Linked DNA regions of Mus musculus: region 1 is linked to region 2. The links are chromatin contacts, found by POLR2A ChIA-PET in ENCODE. All regions are on one chromosome and are shown on one strand. Each heading gives the region's core, a stretch centred on a gene start or an enhancer-like site at or near the end of the contact. The rest is flanking DNA. Distances are from core to core; before and after follow the strand shown. Region 1 holds the start of Use1 (unconventional SNARE in the ER 1 homolog (S. cerevisiae)). Region 2 holds the start of Arrdc2 (arrestin domain containing 2).

The links. ChIA-PET counts read pairs that join two places held with the same protein, here RNA polymerase II (POLR2A).
Region 1: POLR2A ChIA-PET joins it to region 2 with 11 read pairs in embryonic stem cell. The contact joins the promoter of Use1 here to the promoter of Arrdc2 in region 2. POLR2A ChIA-PET finds 5 or more read pairs at or near these places in 2 of 5 experiments (Patski and embryonic stem cell).

The regions. Positions count from the first base shown.
Region 1 is chr8:71,365,555-71,372,062 of GRCm38, reverse strand. Use1 (unconventional SNARE in the ER 1 homolog (S. cerevisiae)) reads right to left here and starts at 4,846. Exons shown (of 8, transcript NM_025917.4): 1 at 4,694-4,846; 2 at 4,370-4,419; 3 at 4,215-4,293; 4 at 3,952-4,104; 5 at 3,501-3,513; 6 at 3,186-3,213; 7 at 2,760-2,931; 8 at 2,331-2,536. The coding sequence starts at 4,828. The coding sequence ends at 2,354. It overlaps Ocel1 (occludin/ELL domain containing 1), which reads right to left and starts at 765. Exons shown (of 4, transcript NM_029865.2): 1 at 78-765. The coding sequence starts at 388.
Region 2 is chr8:70,834,821-70,841,702 of GRCm38, reverse strand. Arrdc2 (arrestin domain containing 2) reads left to right here and starts at 1,983. Exons shown (of 8, transcript NM_027560.1): 1 at 1,983-2,575; 2 at 2,658-2,724; 3 at 2,862-3,009; 4 at 4,157-4,259; 5 at 4,337-4,593; 6 at 4,683-4,845; 7 at 5,326-5,483; 8 at 5,709-6,565. The coding sequence starts at 2,302. The coding sequence ends at 5,762.

The DNA.
Region 1 (6,508 bases), core at 3,597-6,096, 530 kb before region 2:
ATGAATTCAGGAGACTAAGGTAGGGGCTATCTTGGACTAGACGACCAGACCTGGTCTTACAACGAGTGGGCACTCACAGCTCGTAGTCAGGTACTGGGTTGAGGCGGGGTCCCAGATCTCTGGGATGCTTCTCAGGGTGCAGTGGCTCCCGGGGGCGCAGCTCATCCGCAAACACGATCTTCCGGGGCCTCACGCAGAGCTCTCCCGGCCCGGGCTGGCTCTGCGGCCGTCTGGAGCGCGGACGCTCCGGGGCAGGCATGCGTGGGGCTGCAGCTCTCTGGCGCCCCCTGGCGGCAGGGCGCGAATTGCAAGTGGCTTCCGGGCCTGAGAGCCTGGCCAGAGGACCCCGCCGGCCGCGCCTGGAGGCGGGACCTGCATGTATTTGCATACGCGAGCGCGGTTGGCTGGCCGCGCAACCCAGAGTGCGGATCCCGGAAAGGGGCACTGACGAGGCGCCGCGACGTCACCGCGGCGTCATGCTCGAGAGTGGCTGGCGGTGCAGCGCGGGCCCCGCCCCATTCTTGAAACCGGAAGAGCGCAAAGCAGCGGAGGGCGACTGGGGTCCGAGTCGAGACGACCCCTTCGCCTCTTGCCTCGCGGGGTTACGGCCCACAAAGCTTCCAGCCCCCGCCCGCCTGTGGTTATCCGAGGATCCCACTCGGTGTCACCTGTCCCAGAGCCCCGTCTGGCCCTGCCGCCGGGAACGCAGCTGTGCAGGAACTGCGGGTGGAGCCGTTGGCACGGGCGCTCGGCCGCTAGGGCGGGGCTCTCAGGGTGGGCGGAGCCTGCGGCGCGTGTTCCTCTCTGGGTTGGAATCAGCCCTTCACTATGCTGTTTGGCCTATTCATTTACCCCAGTCTATTGGGAAAATAAGGTAGTTTTTTTTTTTTCTTTTCTTTCTGCTTTTTTTTTTTTGTTTACCAATTTATTTTTTTCTTTAGCAATTGTATTATTTTTGTGTGTGTGTGACCTTGTACATACTCAGAGACCAATACAGGTCGTTGAGTGTCGTACAGCCCTACTTTTTTTTTTTTGACAGTTTCTCCGAAACCTGATGGTCCCTGTTTAGGTATTCTGGCTGGCCAGCGGGCTCCAGGTAGATCTGCTTGTATCTCCCTCCTAGCACTGGGTTGATAGGTTCCTGCTCCCCACCTCTGCCATTTTACAAGAGTACTAGGGGTTGGAACCTAGATCTGCATACTTGAGTCACACTCTTACACTGAGTCATCTCCCTAGACCCTAAGAAGTGACGTTTATTATGCTAACTATGTGTGTGTGCATGTCAGACTCCCTGAAGTTACCATTACAGTTAATATATTTATTTTTAAAGATTTATTTCATGTATATGAGAATATTGTAGCTGTACAGATGGTTGTGAGCCATCATGTGGTTGCTGGGATTTAACTGATGACCTCCGGAAGAACAGTCGGTGCTCTTATCCACTGAGCCATCTTTCCAGCCTATCTATCTATATTTATATACACACACACACACATATATATGTATATATATTTTTTTTTGGTTTTTCGAGACAGGGTTTCTCTGTGTAGCCCTGGCTGTCCTCACTTTGTAGACCAGGCTGACCTTAAACTCAGAAATCTGCCTTCCTCTGCCTCTCAAGTGCTGGGATTAAAGGCATGCACCACTACTCCCGGCCCAAATATATTTATTAGTTTTTAATTTTGTTTTTGTTGTTGTTTTTTGTTTGTTTGTTTGAGACAGGGTTTCTCTGTATAGCCCTGGCTGTCCTGGAACTCACGCTGTAGACCAGGCTGGCCTTGAACTCAGAAATCTACCTGCCTCTGCCTCCCAAGTGCTGGGATTAAAGGCGTGCGCCACCAGTGCCTGGCTAAATATAGTTTTTGATTGGCTTTTTTGTCCCTAACTCTTACTGCTTATTTTGCTCATGCTCTGGGGTGGAACTCAGGCTGTCAGGCTTTGTGGCAAGTGTCTTTACCAACTGAGCCGCCTGACAAGCCTTTCTTGTGCTATTTTTGGAAGATGGAGTCAAGGTCCCACTATGTGGCCCTGTCTGGCCTATAATTTTCTGTGTATACCAGGCTGGCCCTAAACTCAGTCTGCCTCCCTAGGGAGGGGATCTGCGTGGCCACTGCTCTCCCAGGCAGGTTTTAACTTTTCTTCCTGTTTTTGAGACTTGGTTTTGTTGTGTATTGTAGGCTGCCCTACGCCTTTGGAGCAGAGTGGCCAGGTGAAGGGCTGTAGGCTGACTTCAGGATAGAGGTGTCCTGGCTGGCACCACCCTGCAGCCCAGGCACCCCCTGCAACACACACACACACACACACACACTGCTAGCACTGAAGACATGTGGGTTGGTGTGCAGGCTTTCTTGTTTTATTTCAGCCTGGGCATGATTCGGATAAACAGGATCATGCTGATGAACACGAAGCACACGACAATGAGCATGGCCCACAGCAGCCAGTTCACTGACTTCTGTGCATGCTGCTCCAATCTCTCCGACTCCAGCTTCAGCTTCTCCAGGTTCTGGTCTGCCATCTTGAGTGAATGTGACAGGGTCTGTGGGAGAAGAAGGGGCTGTGTCAACAAGACTGAGACCCAAGTATGACTTTTCCTGAGTAGCCTGTGCTTCTGGTGCATAGTGTGACCTCGGCCAAGCATGCTCAGCTACCCCCTCCCCCTGGGCTTTAACAAACTCTTGCTCAACCAGCAAAACACCAGTCACAATGCCCCTTTTTTGCAGAGCTTTCTGAGGCAGACAGAGGCAGCAGTGTTACCACACCTGATTGTCCTTCTTGATGACACTCTGGGCAGCCAGTGTGTTGGTCTTGAGGCTGCGGGCCAGGCCTAGCATCTCCTCAGCCAGCTTTTCCTGGAGGCCCTGGTGCCTCTGGAGGACGAGGTCTAGCTCGGATGCTGACTGCCTCTCATCTGCAGGTCTGGACCCCTTCGCACTGCTGACGCCACATTTGTAGGTCCCCAGTAGTGATAGGTAAAGACATCCATGTGGCCCTTTCCCAAGGATCCCAGGGCCCATGGCACCACCCTCAGTTCTACTGGGGACTCAGTTTCCCCTGCTCTTTTACATTCTGGGAACAGCAGCCCCAGAAAGGACTTCCAGCAGGCAGCTGGTCCTTATAGCAGCTCAGGGGCCCCAGCTTCAGCCGCTCATTTCCCTTCCCTGTCACGCTGTGGCTGAAATACTCACGCTCGTTTCCTCATGTCCACCTCACATTCTGGAAGCAAAAGAGGCCAAGAACAAAGAAGATAGCTTTCTTGTTTCCAAACTTCTGACCTTGATCAGCAAAATGCTGTTCTGCCTGTGAACTGCTTTTTGCCCACTCTCCCTGGTCCCAGATCCCTCTCAATGGCCTAGCACTGTGCTGGGAACCATCCTCTTTCTCAGCCTCCCCTCAGGCAAAGATGACCCTGGGACCTCTTCCTGGGCTGGGAAAAATCAAGGGGGATGGGCAGGCATGAGGGCTGTGGGGTGGCAGGAACAGTCATGCTCAGCATGTCTCACCTCCAGATGGTTCCTGTGGGGAGGAGAGAGGAATGAGGCCATGCTCTTTGATATCTTCCCTAAATCTCTCTCTGCTTTGGGCTGACTCATGTAAAGCTGTGGGGCCAACTCTGGGGTTTAACCAGATGTGGTCCATTCTTCTTTGTTTTGCTAATTTTTTTTAAGACAGAGTTTCTCTGTGTAGCCCTGATTACTGGACTTATTCTGTAGAGCAAGCAGGCTGGCTTTGAACTCACAAAGATCTGCCTGCCTCTGCCTCCTCAGTGCTGAGGTTTAAAGACGTGTACTACCACCACCCAGCCAAATTCCTCTTCTTGAGCACAGTGCCTTCCTGGGGAAGCCTTGCCTAAGGCCCACTAGAGTTTGTGGTATTATTCCAGTCTTTCCCCTCTGAAGACTACTCTTTTTGCTATCCAGAGGTTGGTCCCAAGTACAAGGGAGGGAATCGTACCATGCCCAACAGCTCACTCCGCATCTCACTGGTGTAACGTGCCCTAGACTGCAAATGTACAGTCTTGGTGGCAGGCACCCGCTCCTTGGCTGTGGTGGGCACGCGGCCAGGAGCCAGGAACTGGTTAGCTAGAGCTTTTTCAGAGGAGGAGGTCTGAGGAGACATAGGAAGGGGAAGACGAGTTACTGGGGGGCTGTGCCCTGGTCCTAGGGGCTGTGGGGAACTGAGTGAGGCCCGCCTGAGGGATGGGAGGGCAGGCTCACCAACTTCTCGGCCTGCAGCATGCCCTTCAGAAAGTCCACTTTGCGGGAGTACTCGCTGATCACTTCTGAGGCCGGTTTACTGAAAGGCAGCAGGAAAAAGTTAGTCTGCTGCTGTGCCGTCGTAGGAGGTGGTGACTCGGTGCCCCCACACTCACCTTGCTTGAACTTTCAGGGCCTGCAGCATGTCTTCCAGGGCACCCACATACTGGGAGGGAAGGTATGGTGTCAGCCAAGCCAGTGGCCCAAGGCAGGAGCAAACCAGGGAGAGGGGTGGGACCCGGAGAGGAGTCAGAGAGGGGAGGGGACATAAGCGAAGACCTAGAATTGAGAGGGCGTGGCCTGTGCGTGAAGCTGTAGGGAGAAAACTAGGACGTCAGGGGTTACGCACGAGGGGCGTGTCGCCGCGGACCAGAAGGAGCGGAGACAGTGGCCTGTGGAGTTGGTTCGCAGGCCTTTGCGGCGGCGTGGGAATCCCTCACCTTCTCCAGTCGCCACTCGTCCGGTTCTCGTTTTTCTGCCGCCATCGACTCACAGCGACAAAGCAGCCGTACCAGGTTCAACTCCAACCGCGACGTCGCCAGCGGGCGATGATAGGCTCCTTCCGCCTGCGCCATCTTAGAAAAGGGCGGAAGTGCCTGAGTGAGGTCCTTCCCCTCCGAGGTCCGCCCTGCTACGCTTGGGACGGAAGTAGAGTTTTATTTCAAGCCGCAGTTTATTCAAAGATAAATCGTTTTCGTCCCTGTCTCTTTTTAAAATGATGGTCTTGATACCTGGCCTTTTTCGTTTTTTGAAGCAGAGTCTCTGTAGTCCATGTAGGCCCTGAACAGCCGATTATGTCCGGCGAGAATTCGTTGAAAGGACTGGAAAAGCCATTCCTCATCTTCCCTCGCCGGTCATTGCATTCCGCTTGTTCACCTCGCCTCTGCGCGCGCAGTGCACGTGTTTTCTACCTCTGTAGCGGGAACCTTGACCTGGGGTCTCCCCCGACCCTGCTTGATGACGTGTCAGTTGGGCGTTTCCATCTGGCCGGACCTGCTAGTTTCCAGTCCTGGCTGCCAGCATCCTGAGCTTTAATAAATCATGGTCCATGGCCCCCCCTTCCCTAGCTACCAGCAACTCTCTTTCATTTTAGGTTACATGTAGTCGGCTACATGATCGAGGCCCCGAAGGATGGAGAATATTGTACCTCCCGAAGAACTTAGCCAATGAGAAATTCAGGGATCAGGGAATGAATGCCATGAGGATTATAAAACAAGCCAGGATGCCCTGGAGCTGGATTTACCGTGGTTGTGAACCAATATTAGGTTTACCTCTTTCACTCGCATGTAACTTATGAGCATTAGAAATGCTAGACAAGCCGTCTCAGTCCACGTTTTTAGAAAAGATGCCTGTGACTCCGGGGATCTGACACCTCTGATTTCTTCACGTTTCATATGCACACACCAACACACAATTAAACATAACATTTTAACCTGGGCAGGGTGGTGGTAGGGTTTTAATCCTAGCACTCAGGAGAAAGAGGCAGGTGGATCTTTGAGTTTGAGGCCAGCTTGGTCTACAGAGAGAGTTCCAAGACAGCCAGGGCTACACAGAGAAACCCTGTCTCTAAAAAACTATTTAAACCTTAAAAAACAAAAATGATACTGGATCCCCGAGCACTGGAGTTATGGTGACTGTGAGGGCCATGTGATGCTGGTAATTGAATACTGAGCCTTGTTGCTTGTGGTTTGAATCAAAATGAGCCCATAGTAAACCACAGGCAGTGGCCATATTGGAGGAAGTACACCATGGGGTGGGGTGTGCTTTGAGGTCTCAAAAACTAGGCCTACTGGAATACAGTCCTTTTCCTGCTGCCTGCTGATTCAGATATGGACTCCTCAGCTACCTCTGTCTGAGTGTCACCATACTTCCTGACATGACAATGATGGACTAAACTCCTGTGAACCAGCCCCCCCCGCCCCCCAATTTTTCCTTTATAAAAGTTGCCATGGTCATGGTGTCTCTTCCCAGCAATAGAAGCCCTATGTCCTCTGAAAGAACAGTAAGCACTGTTCGGAGCTAGCTCTCACTATACAGCCCTGACTGGCCTCTTTTGAGATTAAAGGCCTGTGCCACACTAGTACCTGCACGCCATCCTGACTACCACACCCACAGAATGTGTCTCCTTTCTAAAGAGGAAAGATGCTGTGTTGTATGTATGTACCATTTTTTTGCTCTTCTGCTCACCTGCTGCTACAACCTGCATTACTTTGGGATTGACCGAAATGGAGTGACATGGAATAAAGAAACAACAG
Region 2 (6,882 bases), core at 734-3,233:
CAGCTGCTCTAAACAGATAAATCCTCAGTTGGATGAAGGAAGTCAGCGTCTGTCCAGTGGGCCAGGAAGAGACCCCGTTGAAACTTTTTTCTCCAGGTGACTCAAAGGAAATCCTGAAGCCACCCAGACTTTCACTGAGGACTTCCTCTAACACACACGGGGTGGGGTGGGGTTGGGTGGGGTGTGACTTACTCCGTGACTCCAGGCGAAGGCCAAACCCTCTCTCTGGTCTCCGAGACTTATCTGTGTGGTACACTCACTCTGGGAGGGGGCGTCTTCAATTCCCGCACTTTTCTTTAGTCCAAGACCTGTGGGACTTCTCTGGTCCTCCAGGCCGCCTTGTCCTCTCCAGGCTGCGGGCAGGGGGTGCTGCAGCCTGGTTCATAAGGCTGTGAACCTGTGTTCGTTCACACAGCTGGGCTCAGGAGTGAATACGAGCCGCAGTACATCCCATGTCCACCAGGGGGTGCCCGTGTCTACAAATGCCGGGCAGGTTTCCCTGCAGGAGCAATTCTTCCTGTTACATTCCAGAAGGGTCTCCCTATCCCCAGGTACACTGCAGCCCTTGACTCAAAATATCAGAGTCTCCTGGATTTGCTGCCTATGCACGGCAATCCCTTTCTGGATCTGAGGGACTAAGTTCCCCTAGGCCTTATGGAAGTGGAAATTGAGGCACATCCTCCTTGTCCCTTGCCAGGGTCCTTTAGGTTGAATGGGGGTGCCCAATGCGGGGGGGGGGGGAAAGGACCAACACTTCCCTGTCCCCACCAATTCGCATCGCCGGAAACAATGGGCCTGAAAAAAGGTGCCCCAGATAGGTCTGCAGGCGGCAGCGAGTTGATGATTAAGCTGGGAGGTTCTGGCCTAGTGGACACACCTGCGAACCCAGCATCTAAGAGGCTGACACCGGAGTTCCATTGCCTTGAGTTCCCGGGCAGCCTGGGTTACAGTGTGAGATCCTGTCTGAAAACATAAGAAAAAGCCAGGCCGGGCAGGAGAGATGGCTCAGTGGCTAAGAGCACAGACTGCTCTTCCAGAGATCCTGAGTTCAATTCCCAGGAACCACACAGTGGCTCACAGCCATCTGTAATGGCTCTCTTCTGGTGTGTCTGAAGACAGCTACAGTGTACTCATATACATATACAAATAAATAAATCTTTTTTTTTTTAAGTTTAAGAAACAGTCAGGTACTAAGGCAAACGCCTATCAAGTCAGCTCTGGAAGACTGGTGGAGGATGGCAAATTCAACATCGGGCTTGGTTAGAGTACGAGATGCATTGGAGGCTATGTGAGACTTGGCCTCAGAAGAAAATAAAGCTTTCGGGTTCAGAAATCCGATTTGAGCTTTAATTCCAGCACTCGGGAAGCAGTGGCAACCTCGCCTCTATGAGTTCAAGGCCAGCCTGGTCTACACAGTGAGTTCCAGACTAGCCAAGGGAACACAAAACTACTGGCCAATCTTGTAAACAGAAGCAGGGGGACTGTCTCAAGTCCCAGGTAAGTTTGGGCTACATGAGAACCCGTCTCAAAAAGCAACAGAAAAAAAAAATAGTGACAGTTGTCACGCTGGGTGACTAAGACCAGTTTCCCTATTCCTGGGCTTCCTTGTTTGTGTATTTGCGAGACCTAAGGCGGCAGAGCCGCGCTGCAGCACCTCCCACTTAGGCTCCGGTTCAGAACCAAGCAAGGGTTATTTTGTCTGGAGCCTCGTGAGGCCACGCCCCACCGCGCTATTGGTGAAGTTCTTTCCGGTAGGCGAGGCTTTCTCTAACGCCCCGCCCCGCCCCGCCCCTCGATGCTACTGACTTTCTCGCAGGAGCTGATTTTGCCCCCTCAGACCACGCCCTTCACACGCTATTGGCCTGGTCCCTTGTAGGGGGGGGAGCTTTCTATCAGGCCACCGCCCTCGTGGAGCCTTTGGCCTAATTCTCTCAGCAGAACCAGGCTTTTTCAGGCCCCGCCTCCTCAGCGCGCTATTGGTGGAGTCTTCTCCTGAAGGTGTGGCTTTCTCCTCAGGCCATTCCTTCGCCGCGCTATTGGCCTAGTCTTTTCTGGGGTCCCGTTCCCTACTGCTGTGTTTGCGGAGTCTCTTCCGGTAGGTGCGGTCTTCTCCTCAGGCCCCGCCCTCCAACCGTCCTATAAGTGCGACGCAGCTGCGGGTCCCCAGCGGTCTTCCGTCCTGTTGTCCCGCTTGTGTGTGTACGTAGTTCGAGCCCGCTGCGTTCGCAGTCTCTAGCTCTTTCTTTTCGCGGGTTCGAGCACCTGGCCGATCTCTTTTTTGGGTTCGCGACCGTCACCGCAATGCTGTTCGATAAGGTGAAGGCGTTCGTAGTAGAGATAGACGGGGCGCGCACGGGCACCGAGCCCGTGTTCCACGGAGGCCAGGCCGTGGCAGGCCGGGTACTGTTGGAGCTTGCGGGCGCGGCACGCGTGGGCGCGCTCAGGCTGCGCGCTCGGGGCCGCGCGCGCGCGCACTGGACGGAGTCGCGCAGCGCGGGCTCCAGCACTGCTTATACTCAGAGTTACAGCGAGCGCGTGGAAGTCGTGAACCACCGCGCCACGCTGCTCGCGCCAGGTACGGGCTGGGGACCTTTTGGGGCGCACCGAGCATGCGATTCCCAGGCCTACGTCCGCTGAGCCCCGGGTCTTGTTCCTAGACTCGGGGGATATCGCCACGCTTCCCGCTGGACGCCACGAGTTTCCCTTCAGCTTCCAGCTGCCTATGTAAGCCCCACTGTCGCCTTCTGGCTGGGCATCTAGGGTTCCCTCAGCCCTGACTTCTCGGGACATCCCTCTTGTATGCCCTTCACCCCACTATCTCCTGATAGTGATCCTCTGATTACCCACTCTTGCCACCCCAGCTCCCTGGTGACATCCTTCGAGGGCAAACACGGCAGCGTCCGCTATTCCATCAAAGCCACTCTGCACCGGCCATGGGTCCCTGCACGCTGCGCCCGGAAGGTGTTCACTGTCATTGAACCTGTGGACATAAACACACCTGCCCTGCTGGCAAGTGGCTGCCCCATGGGGGTTGGGGTCCAGCCTGGCTGCTTGACACCTTTTAGATTTGAGGGTCTCAAATGACCTCTGTAACAGGGAGCCAGGAGTTAGTGGTGAGTTTAAAACCCACTATAGGTAAGTGCAAATTCTGAGGGTGCTCACCTGCTGTGTGCCTCTGGGAAGGTATCTTGCTCTTTCCCAGCCTCAGATACCCCATTTGGAAAGCAGGATATGATAGGGCTATTTTTGTTTTTGTGTTTGCTTTTGTCTTTACTGGTTTTGGGTTTTGCTTTATTTCTTTTTCTTTTCTTGTTTGTTTTTGTTTTTTGTTTTGTTTTGTTTTGGTTTTTTTGAAACAGGGTTTCTCTGTATAGCCCTGGATGTCCTGGAACTCACTTTGTAGATAAGGCTGGCCTCGAACTCAGAAATCTGCCTGCCTCTGCCTACCAAGTGCTGGAATTAAAGGCATGTGCCACCACTGCCCGACTTTTTTTTTTTTTTTTAATTTTAGAAAGGTCTCTCTCTGTGTAATCCTGGCTGGTCTGAGATTCACTGAGTAGACCAGGCTGGCCCTAACTAAGCCCATAGAAATATACCTGCTGGGACTAAAGATAGGTGCCACCACATCTAGTCTTGTTTTTATTATTTATTTACTTATTTTGTTTTTTTCAAGACAGGGTTTCTCTGTGTAGCCCCGGCTGTCCTGGAACTCACTCTGTAGACCAGGATGGCCTTGAACTTAGAAATCTGCCTGCCTCTGCCTCCCAAGTGCTGGGATTAAAGGCGTGCGCCACCACGCCTGGCTTATTTTTAATTTTTATTCAACTTTTGGCTTCCTAAGATAGGGTTGGCCAGGCAGTGGTGATGCACGCCTTTAAGGCAGAGGCAGGTGGATTTCTGAGTTCAAGGCCAGCCTGGTCTACAAAGTGAGTTCTAAGACAGCCAGGGCTACACAGAGAAACCCTGTCTCGAAAACAAACAAGCAAACAAACAAACATAAAAAGAGACAGGGTTATGTTATTTGGGGGTATCTGGTCAAAACTTAAAACAGCCCGCTTGTCTCAGTCTTTCTATAAGACTCAGGTCTCCAAGTGCCCAGTGCTCAAAATGACCCTTGGTGTGCCCAGTGCTCAAAATGCACTTGGTGTCTCCCTAGGAACCCCAGGCTGGAGCCCGGGAGAAGGTGGCACGATCCTGGTACTGCACACGTGGCCTCGTGTCCCTCTCGGCCAAGATTGACCGCAAAGGCTACACTCCAGGTAACATGGGGAGCTGTGTGCAGCTGGAATGGGTAATCGGTAGTGGGGAAACTGAGGCAAGCTGCTGTCTGCTGTAGGCGAGGTCATCCCTATCTTTGCGGAGATTGACAATGGTTCCACGCGAGCTGTGCAGCCCCGTGCTGCCCTAGTACAGACACAGACCTTCATGGCCCGAGGTGCCCGCAAGCAGAAGCGTGCTGTGGTGGCCAGTGTGGACGGGGAGCCTGTGGGCCCGAATCGCCGTGCGCTGTGGCCCGGTCGTGCGCTGCGTATCCCCCCGGTGGGCCCGTCCATCTTGCAGTGCCGCGTGCTTAGTGTGGACTACTCACTCAAGGTACCCAGGGCTCCCTTACATCCTGTCGTCCAAACCAAGGGGGAGGGCACAGGTGGGCTGGTAGCCCACTTCGCTGCTGCTCCCTTCAGGTCTTCGTGGACATTCCAGGCTCGTCCAAGCTGCTGCTGGAGCTGCCTCTGGTCATAGGCACGGTCCCCCTGCATCCTCTGGGCAGCCGCTCCGCTAGTGTGGGCAGCCGCGCCAGCTTCCTGCAAGACTGGGGCCTGTGCACCATGATGGATCGGCCAGAGGGTGAGCTTAGCCAACTGGCAAGGGATGTGGGCGGGCAGAGCCACGGCCCAGGCCTGGTCCTTTGTCCAAGGGGTCTCTATACAAGCAGGGACTAATCCCAGGCACCAATCAAACCTGCACCAAGGGCTAAGGAGTCAGCTCAAGGCCAGCTTCCAGTACTTAATAATTTAGAAGCCAGCCCGGGCTTCAAGAGACCTGGACTTCAAAGCCAAGCCAAATCAGGGTGTGGAAAGACAGGCCTATAATGCCAGCAAGCATCCGGAGGGCAGCCTGCTCTACACCAAGATCCTGGCTCAAAAAAGCACAAAGAATCAGTATTCAAAACTAAAAGTCCAGGATGACAGTTTGAGGCAGGAGGATTGCTACAAATTAGATGTTAGCCTGAGCAAGAGGAGCTGTCCCCAGAGGAAAAGGGCTCAGTTGTCACCATGTTACAACCACGGGTCTCCCAGAGCCTCACTCACTGTCTTTCCTTTGCAGCCCCACCTGAGTACTCCGAGGTGGTGAGGGAGAGCCAGCTGGTATGTGCGTCACCGGGGCCCTCCTCCCTCCTACACGACCTAGGTGTGACCACAGAAGGGCCCTACTTTGCCTGTCTCCAGGAGTTCCGCTACTGCCCGCCTCCTCTGTACTCCGAGGTAAGCTGCCTGCACCCTCTCTTGCTTCAGTAGCCTGTTTGGTGATATGCTGATGGGGGCAGGGTGTGGTGACACAGGCCTGTTGTCCCAGTCCTTGGGAGGCTGAGGTAGAAGAATCATAAGATCCAGGTGACACTCTCCTCGGGACCCCTGACTGACTGCTTGATCTGAAGGGGTTGGGGTGTTGGGGCACACAGTGTGGCTCACTAGGGCTCTTTCTGTCAGGAGGACCCTAACCCACCCTCAGAGGCTGTGAGGCCACGCTGCATGACCTGCTGATCCATGGGCTGACAACTTCGGTACCAGGTTCACACTCTTTGGCCATGAAGTCCCGCCATCTGCTTTGGGAACACAGGGTTAAATGAGGCAATGTGTCTCCCAACATTGCAAAGGAGCAGCATGGCTTCCAAGGACAGTCCATCTTCTCAAAGCTTCTGGTTCTCTGCGTTTAGACCCACCAACGAGGCTGTGGAGCAATGCTCGGCTCCTCTAGGGAACTGTAGTTTGGGAGAGATGAATCTAGGAATGGACACTTCCAGTCTCAAGGAACCAGAACCAGCTAGAAGTCCAGAGGGGAGACAGAAGACTTCCAAAGGGCATTTCGGCTGAGGCTTTGAGATATGAACAGGAGCTCAGCAAGCAGACAAGCACAGAGGAAATGGTCAGAGCAGATAGCGCCCATTCCTTCTTCCTACGGTTGGGAGCCCAGGCATTAAGGTGTCTTAGACATGGCCTCACTGTGAGGTTAGCAGGGCAGAGGGCTCAGGGACAGACACAAAGGAGAAGTCATTGGGACCTGAAGGTCCAGAGGCTCCAGCTTTTGTGAACTGGTGGCCCAGGTGAACCCAGAGCTGCAGTTGTGATCTGCCATGTTCAGAACCTGCAGCCTCCCTCAGGGGTCAGGATACAGACAAGTACATCGCAAGGAGAACAGGCAACTGGGGCAGCTGGGGACATCACAAGGAGAACAGGCAACTGGGGGCAGCTGGGCAAATCCCCCACATCCCAGACCTGCCAGGGACTTGCCATTTCAATGGTCTGAAGAATTGTTCACTTTTATATATTAAATAAATAAAAATGGGAGGAAGACACTGGGCCGTCTTTTCATTTGTTCATGACAGCTATAAGCCAGCACAGCTCTGACCCCTTCCTGGGAGGATCACTAGGACCCACGTCTGCCTCACTATTTATCTTTTTAAAGTTTTAGAGTAACTTCCCCAGCCCTGGGTGTGGTATCTGCATGTGATCCCCAGATCCCCTCCCTGAGGCACAGCACATATGGTTGTCACCAGCGCATAAATGCAGACAGTTAAAAACTGGCTGAATAGGCTGGAGAGATGGCTCAGAGGTTAAGAGCACCAACTGCTCTTCCAGACATCCTGAGTTCAATTCATGGTGT